Regions from separate parts of the Homo sapiens genome. Here regions 2 and 3 are each linked to region 1. A link is a contact called in ENCODE Hi-C or POLR2A ChIA-PET data. All regions are on one chromosome and are shown on one strand. Each heading gives the region's core, a stretch centred on a gene start or an enhancer-like site at or near the end of the contact. The rest is flanking DNA. Distances are from core to core; before and after follow the strand shown.

What was found. A loop is a pair of places that touch in the nucleus more often than their neighbours do. ChIA-PET counts read pairs that join two places held with the same protein, here RNA polymerase II (POLR2A). Pooled maps may share reads with other maps.
Region 2: a loop to region 1 is called in a map of PC-9, with 5 times the contacts of the local background. The contact joins the enhancer-like site here to the promoter of ASMER1 in region 1. A Hi-C loop is called at or near these places in 2 of 168 maps with a recorded cell type or tissue (Calu3 and PC-9), 1 of 37 single-sample maps with no recorded cell type and 4 of 50 pooled maps. POLR2A ChIA-PET finds 5 or more read pairs at or near these places in 2 of 52 experiments (PC-9 and activated CD4-positive, alpha-beta T cell).
Region 3: a map of sigmoid colon shows a loop between it and region 1 (1.9-fold over the local background). The contact joins the enhancer-like site here to the promoter of ASMER1 in region 1. A Hi-C loop is called at or near these places in 4 of 168 maps with a recorded cell type or tissue (PC-9, heart left ventricle, psoas muscle and 1 more) and 2 of 50 pooled maps. POLR2A ChIA-PET finds 5 or more read pairs at or near these places in 6 of 52 experiments (Caco-2, H1, MCF 10A and 3 more).

Annotation. Positions count from the first base shown.
Region 1 is chr21:14,917,368-14,920,067 of GRCh38, reverse strand. ASMER1 (adipocyte associated metabolic related lncRNA 1) reads left to right here and starts at 1,400. Exons shown (of 4, transcript NR_146322.1): 1 at 1,400-1,897.
Region 2 is chr21:14,955,674-14,958,373 of GRCh38, reverse strand. No RefSeq gene overlaps it. Among named protein-coding and RNA genes, the nearest start is that of ASMER1, 38 kb to the right of the region's middle. Within about 2 kb of position 1,398, at least 2 of the 41 ENCODE cell types and tissues checked have a DNase peak (open chromatin) inside an H3K27ac peak, as active enhancers do; they include PC-9, where a contact is called at or near this core.
Region 3 is chr21:14,877,826-14,880,525 of GRCh38, reverse strand. All of the region lies in intron 1 of ASMER1 (adipocyte associated metabolic related lncRNA 1), which reads left to right. Among named protein-coding and RNA genes, the nearest start is that of ASMER1, 39 kb to the left of the region's middle. RefSeq lists enhancers at 704-998, 2,407-2,476. Within about 2 kb of position 1,346, at least 6 of the 41 ENCODE cell types and tissues checked have a DNase peak (open chromatin) inside an H3K27ac peak, as active enhancers do; they include PC-9, where a contact is called at or near this core.

The DNA of each region.
Region 1 (2,700 bases), core at 151-2,650:
GATTGGCTATCCATTAGAAAACAAAAAATGATCTCTGATCTTACCTCACCCAAAACACAAAAATTACGTAGAAATAGATCATAAACTTAAATATAAACATTATAATCAAAAAGCTTTTTGAAGAAAATAAATAATATCTTTGTAACCCTGGGGTATGCAAAAATGTATTAGAATTAAAAACATTTCACCTGTCAAAGAATATTTGATTTTCAATAAAATTTAATTTCTGCTCATTAAAAGAAAGTGAACAGGCAATCGACAGACTTTGAAAATTCTCATCACTTATTTTTCATGAATAGGTCATATCCAGAATATATAAATAACTTTTACGAGTCAACAATAAAAAGATAAACAGCTCAGTAAAAAATGGGCCAAAGTCTGGAAAGACACTTAGCAAAAGAAAATTTGGGAATAAGATGTCCTACATAGGATGAGGCTAATGAACACCTGAAAAGCTATTCAACATCATAAGTCGTCAGAGAGATGCAATTTAGAATCATAATGAGTTAGCATTTCACACTCACTGGAATGGCTAAGACTGACAGCACCAAATATTGATGAGGATATGGAGAAAGATAAATACTAACAAGTCAGTAGAGTAAAATATTACAACGATTGTGGGGAAAGGTTTGCCACATTCTTAAAAGTTAAACATATTGTGTCTCAGGAATTCCACTCCTAGGTATTTATCCAGGTGATATGATCACATACGTCTACACAAAGTCTTATATGAGACTGTTCCAAGAACATCTGGAAACACTTAAATATCCATTTCCTAGAAAATGAGTAAGCAAATTGTGGTATATTTATACAGTTAAATATTACTCTGTAATGAAAAGGAATGAGCTAGTGATAACATGCAACAGTAAGAATGAGTCTTAAAAATATATATTGGCAAAAAAAAGCCAGATGTAAAGAATATATACAGTATATTATGTTCAAAGACAGGCAAAATTGTCTATGGCAATGGAAATCAGTACAGTGTGGTTTGACTGAAAAGGAGAAGGAGGAAAACTTCTGGAGTGATTGAAACGTTTTGTATCTTGTTTTGGGTGGTGCTACATCGGTGTATACAACCATCAACACTCACGCAGGGAACACTTAAAATGTGTGCATTTTATTGTAATTTTAAAATTACCCGATTCTAAAAACTGAAAAAAAAAAAGAGAAAGAAAAAACCAATCACAGCAATTTTCAGCATTTTGACTCCATATAAACTGTTATTTTGGAACACTTGGTTTTCATCTGATAAGTGTGTTTGAAAGCAATGCTATGGTAACGAGTGTAGGATTTACCAAGAGAATCTGTGGTAGGAGGAAAGGGTTAGGTCAGCAACACCTGTTTCTGGCACTCTTCTGACGAGACACCAGATTGCCTACTGGCTTCTTCCAGCTTTCCCGAGCACAGGGAGAGTGGCAGCAATACCAGGGAGCCTTATGCTTACAAGATGGACACCATATGTTTTCACTATCGCTTCGTAGCTGTTCTCATCTGTCCCTTTTCTTTGTCCTTTTAGTATCTGAGGTCCAGTAACCCTGAGAAATTTAATTTGAGAAGACACCATGAATGAAATATTAATATTTTAAAATCAAGTACAAAGAGAAGATTGCCTGTGAGTGGTTATTCTCTTCAGTTGTCCAATAGCTGTTATTTATCAAATTAACACCAAAACGTTCAAACTCTCTAAAAATGAATAGCTTTGCTTTATAAGGAGAGTTGTGAAAACTTATTAAGAACTCCTGCACATATTATTTAAAGATACCATTTACACGTGAGAGTAATTATAAATGAAATATATTAAATGTCCGAAAGTAGCACCATGTGGCAGAATTTTCAGGAAAAGAAATCGAATTAGTACTGGAAGAAGACATTCAAATAAGAGAACCACATTTTCAAGGTAAGATTGTGGTGGATTATTGAGCTGGGTTTTTGGTTCTTTAAATTGATGAGATTAGGATTTAATCACAAAATAATTTACTTATAACCTGAGATTTCAGACTTTAGCTGCTGAATATAAAATGTACACTTCTGACTTCCGTTTTTTCCATTTGTGTGATTTCAGGAAAATTTATCAGCAAAACTTGGTGCTTTTGGCCGGAGGCATCTGTTTTGCAATTTCTAATCCTGCAGCTATTTAAAATGCCTGGAGAGGAGGGTGGAAAGATTTGTGTGTGAAGGGTGACTTTAGGAAGGATGAGCAAAAGGGGTACCAAATTTGAGTACTGGTTCTGCAGTTTTGAGTGAGTTCTGGAATTTAATTCTAAATAAAGCCCAGAGCAACATTGTCTTTTTGAGTACATTTGTTTTTTCAAAGTGCCCCTTGTTTGTGAAACTAGTTTCTTCTCAGCCACTAAAAATTATTGCTTGCCTTTTGGGCCACACAGCATAGTAATAAAACAATGTAATTTACTTATGAGGAATAAGATGCACATGTATCTTTAATGCAGCATTCAATGCCTACAGTTTCAGAACCTCAGTGAAGGAGTGAAGAGCAATCTATCGGTTTTTCAATCTACTCCACCTTTGGTGTGGGAAATTCATTTCCCCCAAAGCCCTAGGAAATAGCTTCTCTCTCCTACCTGATACATAGAAATTATTTCTTTTTCTCATTATTTTATCATTTTACCCAATCTCCTACTCTCTCTTTCTGACTCCTACTTATTTTTTAGCCCACTCTCACTTTGAACTTTTTGATGAATG
Region 2 (2,700 bases), core at 149-2,648, 38 kb before region 1:
CACTTTCACCTCCATAATAAAATCTACCTCACTTTACATAGTTCTGTGCTAATAAAGATAATCATGATAATCTTTCCAAAGTAAGCAGCAGGGATGGTCTTTTAGATCCCTTTGGAATTGCTTGCATCCCAGAGAATTTTGTGCCTTTACTACTAAAGTCAGGTCTACCTGCCAAAGAATAGACAGCCCTCTGAAGGGGAGATTTCCTGCTTGTAGTTCACTCTGGAAAGGCCTGTTCTGGGGAGACTGAGATGCTTAAGGGTGAAGTTCTGGCCTACTTTGACTATTATAGATGATATATACCAAGAGTGTAGCAATCAAAAATCACTCAGAAAACAGGCAGGCCTGAGTCAGAAGCAGCAACTCCTTCTACTTGCATTTCTGGCCTGGGCAAGCCATTGACCCATTTTTCTCTTTGGTTTTCACAACCCAGTGTCTCCTAGTTCTCTTCTTAATGCTAATTTCATCTGGTCTCATAACAGATTTATTTTCCCATAACTGCCGATATTCTGCCTTACAGCTGTCTCTTCCTTCATTACATCTTGAGCAGAAACAGCCATCCCTATGTCTTCAAGCACCTCATACTGTATTCCAAGTTCCTTCTAATTGTCTAGTTGTCTTCTGTTTCCTACCACTCATGAATATCCAGCTTGTCAACCTATTAGCTAAATTTCAACATGCCCCAATCTTGAATTCAGTATACAGCCATTCTCCCCAGTTTGTTCTTCTATCCCTTTGTTGGGAATTTGCTTATTTCTAAAAATGTTGGTCCTCAGCAGATTCTTCTTACGCTAGCCACTTTTTGAAGACTTTCCTAATCTGTAGCTTACAACCCATATCTTTTGCCTTAACCCAGAGCGTTATCATGTCTCACCTCAGTTATTGCTCTAGCATCTACTTGGGCCTGCTTCCCCTTCCCAGTTGTGATAATAGCCACTATTGCTAGAGCAATCATTCTAAAATACAAATCTGTTAAATCTGCCTAAAATCCTCTGGTGACTTTTTATTGCTCATGAAATTGCACACTCACTTGTCTTTAGGGGCCTGGGGGAGTAGTAAAGAATGTAAGGCTTCTGGTGGAATACTGTAGGAAGGGGTGGCTCTACCTTAAATGGAGGAGGTAAAGTTATTCTAGTTCAAATATTTTTAAAACAAGAAAAATCCATGTGTTAGCCGAACAAAAGTGATACAACTACTAGTGTCCAGTGTGAGCCCATGGGGTTAATTCTGTGTCCTCCAAGCTCCTTAGACTTCTGGCTCTGCCTGCATTTTCACCTTTTCAACTCGTTCTCCTACCCTCTAACAGCATTCTGTGCATCATCACCAATCATTCCATATTCAAACATTCCCAAATAAGAACTCACTATTTCCTGAGTGCTCCTGCTTTCTTGGCATCAGTGCCTTCAGTCACGTAACATTCTCTGCCTAAAATACCTCCTTCCTTTGCTCATTCTGAACCTAGTAAACTATTCATCTTTAAAACTTTAACACATTTACTTCCTCAAAGAAGCCCTCCCTCCCTAATTCACTATTGTAGGACGGAGTGTGTTTCTCAGCCCTTTGCAATACCAAATGCTTATTGCACTTATTACAATGGTTAACAACATACTTTGTAACTTTGCATTCCTTTTAAAGACAATAAAGTGTATCTTCTTAATCTTACATTCAGTGAGTGCCCAGTATATATCTCTTTTTTTTTTTTTTTCTTTTTGAGAAAGAGACTTGCTCTGTCCCCTAGGCTGGAGTGCAGTGGTGCGATCTTGGCTCACTGCAACTTCCGCCTCCCGGGTTCAAGCCCGTCTCCTGCCTCAGCCCCTCCAGTAGCTGGGATTACAGGCGTGCACCACCATGCCCGTCTCTGACCTCAAGTGATCTGCCCACCTCAGCCTCCCAAAGTGCTAGAATTACAGGCATGAGCCACCTGGTTCATATCTTGATACATAGCAGTTACTCAACAAATGTATGCCAAATGAGAGAATGAATGAAAGGTGATCTCAAACAAAAAAATGAAAGGCTCCCCTCCCTGTCTGGAAGGAAACTAAGTAATGTATAATGTAGGGGCGCAACCACGTCCCTGAGGCAAGTCCCAGCCTCCCTAGTCACCTCTAGCCTAGGGCTCATGATCTATCTGGGCCAGGTCAGACATTCTCCCTTCTGCCTTCTCAAATCTCCTGCAGAAATATGATCTCTACTAGGAAAGTCCTGATAAGAGAAACTGGTTCTTAAAACGAGAATGGGAACTTTGCAGATTTTGCCAATAAAAACCTAATTACCTGCTGAACCATACCTTCCTCCAAACAATAGCAAGAGCATCTCAGAAGCTTTGCTTTTATCAGGGAAGCTGACGATAGTACTGCGGTGAGCCTGGGATCAGAATTCATGGTCTGTCCTGAAAATTAGCCAATGAATATATCATGTTTCATAGGATTGCATTCTTCTGAACTATCCAGAATCAATCATAGCAGAGAATATACTCTCCTGCTGAGTATGGTTCAACTAATTCCTTGCTGATAATACCCTCACCAGCATAGAAGCTGGAATTAGCATTAGGCTATTTCAGATCCCCAAGGAAATCCGGGTCCGTGGCGGTATGGAAATGCAAGAAACCAGTGTCACTTATGAACTTGGCACGTAGCATGAGTGCGCCTTCAGTAGAGGGCTTTGAGGGTGGCAACTTATCTATGAAGACCAAACCACCAG
Region 3 (2,700 bases), core at 97-2,596, 39 kb after region 1:
ACTGAATCCCTTTTCTGTCAGGTTTCAGTCTATATTTCTAAAAAAGGACTTCCTTGAGAATGGTATTGGAGTTCACTTCCTCAAATAGATCAGAATTTATTGTTGGAGGCAGAAAAATTAGCTAAGTGTTACAATACTGTAAGATAGTTACTCTGGTGTTAGTCTTTGCACAGATTGCTGTGGAAGAGACACTTACATTCAGAGAGGCAAGGGGAGGTGAAGTGTGTAGGAAGAGAAGCACTGAGGCAGAGTACAGGGTCCCAGGGATGAAGGACAAGAGGATTATTTTAGGTGGCGGGATCAGAATGTGTAAGGCACAAAGGCATCAAAGAACATGGCAAAGACTCAGGGTTCTCCCGGCACTTTGTTCATAGTATTTGTAGTATAGTCCCCACATTGTTGTGTCCAGTTCATTGTATACAGATTTAGTACTATTTCTATCCTATGAGGACTTTGAGGGTACATATGCCCAGAACACAGACAGCATGGCAGCATGGTCCTTGCTATATAATAGCCTCTCATGAATTAACCTGTTTTGCAGGGGGGAAACAAAGAAAGATTTAATACAGAATTCAGTCAGACAGAAGGTTGGAAATAACTAGCTTGAATATCATGAACTGACTTAAAGATTAAAAAAAAGGAACATAAATATTCATGGGAAAAAGATGAATTGAAACCAGAAGTTTCTCATGAATGTCATACCAGCTTAAATGTCTGAGTAGTGTCCAAATGAAATGCAGTGACTTCCTTTTGGTCAACATCCTAATCAATATGATCAGGTCTCTCAAATTGTATCCCATACTTCGAAGTCACACTTTGATTCATAGGGAATTTCCATTCTTCCTTACAGCTGTTGAGAGGGGAGTTCTAACAAGAGGAAGTAGCTCTGTGCACCTTCCTCACTTCCTTCCTGGCTGTGTCATTCCTGGGTCTGGGTCACCAGCTGCATCCAGGAGTCCCAGAGGGTGTCGTGAATGTTACTCACAGTGTAAATGGATCTAGAACACAACTTACTTAGAGCCATATCTTCTAGTTTTGATTTGTGTTAGAAGTGATCACAAAGTCGTTTAAACTTAAATGACACTGTCGAAACTGACATCAGTGAAAAGTATTTATTATAAACGTGTTCATTGTATATCTTAATTTCAAGGCTCTTACCGTTTTCTGTGCTTAAGTATTCTCTAATGAGAATCTTTACAAAAATTATTAAGGTGGGAAGCAAGTGGTATTATTCGCATTTAGATAGATAAACGGTGACAAAGATGCTTTCTTAAAAAGTTTTTAAACAAATATTGAGTCACAGGTAGGACTTGTTTAAACAAGTGAAAGCATTTCCAATAAGTACACATTGAAAAAAACGGACACATGGGTTGCATGAAATAACAGCTTCATGTGATCATCTCAGGGAGTTTTCCTAAGCATGCTGATTGGATTGGGTTAGTATTCGGTCAATGGCTTTTCCATACTTTTAAAGTTTGCCATCATTACTTCAAGAAAGTGAGTCTTGTCACTATCATTAAATACTTATTTGGAGCTCTGTAGCTATTTATTTCACTTCTTGTTTGAGCTTTAACACTGTGAAGATCTCAGATATTTTCCATTCATTATTCATATGAGGTTCATTGGATATATTCATCCATTTCTTTATTTTCTCTGCATCTGATATGGTTTGGTTTTGTCCCCACCCAAATCTCATATTAAATTCCCACGTGTTGTGGTGGGTCGGGGGGACCTGGTGGGAGGTCTTTCCCATGCTGTTCTCATGATAGTAAATAAGTCTCACGAGATCCGATGGTTTTATAAGAGGAAGTTTCCCTGCCCAAGCATTTTTTTTTTTTTGCCTGTGCCATCCATATGAGACATGCCTATCACCTTCCACCATGATTGTGAGGCTTCCCCAGCCAAGTGGAACTGTAAGTCCACTAAACCTCTTTCTTTTGTAAATTGCCCAGTCTCAGATATGTCTTTATCAGCAGCAAAACGGACTAATACAGCATCCTCTACCATTTTCAGCAAACTCCTTTTTATTCTGTAGTACTTTATATCTCTGATTTAAATCACATTTGCTGTTCTTGAATTCCTGTTTGAGCAAAACAAATAAACAAACATAAATGGCGTAGAATTAGTTGAAGAAATTGCCTTAAGGTAAGGCTCCAAATCTGACTATTTTAAAATATCTTAGGTTTATCTCTTTTAGATATGCCAATCTCAGGGCAGAGGTAGGTGAGGAAAGAGCTTATATGACTGCCCCTTCTCTGAGATTCAAAAAACGAGAAAATAAATTCTGTTGTTCAATTCTAAGACAAGTGGAAAAGATCAAAGACTTTATTACAGTTTTTTTATTTTTATTGAGCAGATTCACTTGGAACTTTGGCTTGCATGTGGAATGTTTACCTTTTAATAAGTGATCTGTTTAAATGTGGATCAGAGAACAAGGGTTTCTGTTTTACAGTTCAACTTTTGACCTTGGGGGATGAATGGGTGGAGGCTAAGAGGAAAAGTCCACTGTGTTTCTGCTGAACTTTTTACCCTTAAGAAAAAAATGAGCAAGTTTAAAGTTCACACAGTGCACAAGAGGTCTCCGCTGGGGATTTCTCGTATTATTAACTTCCTGACCTCAGATAATTAAAAAGGAAGAGCAGAGCCACCTCAGACTGTGACTCAACTTTGAACTTTTAACCTCCCAAGTAAAGTATTTAA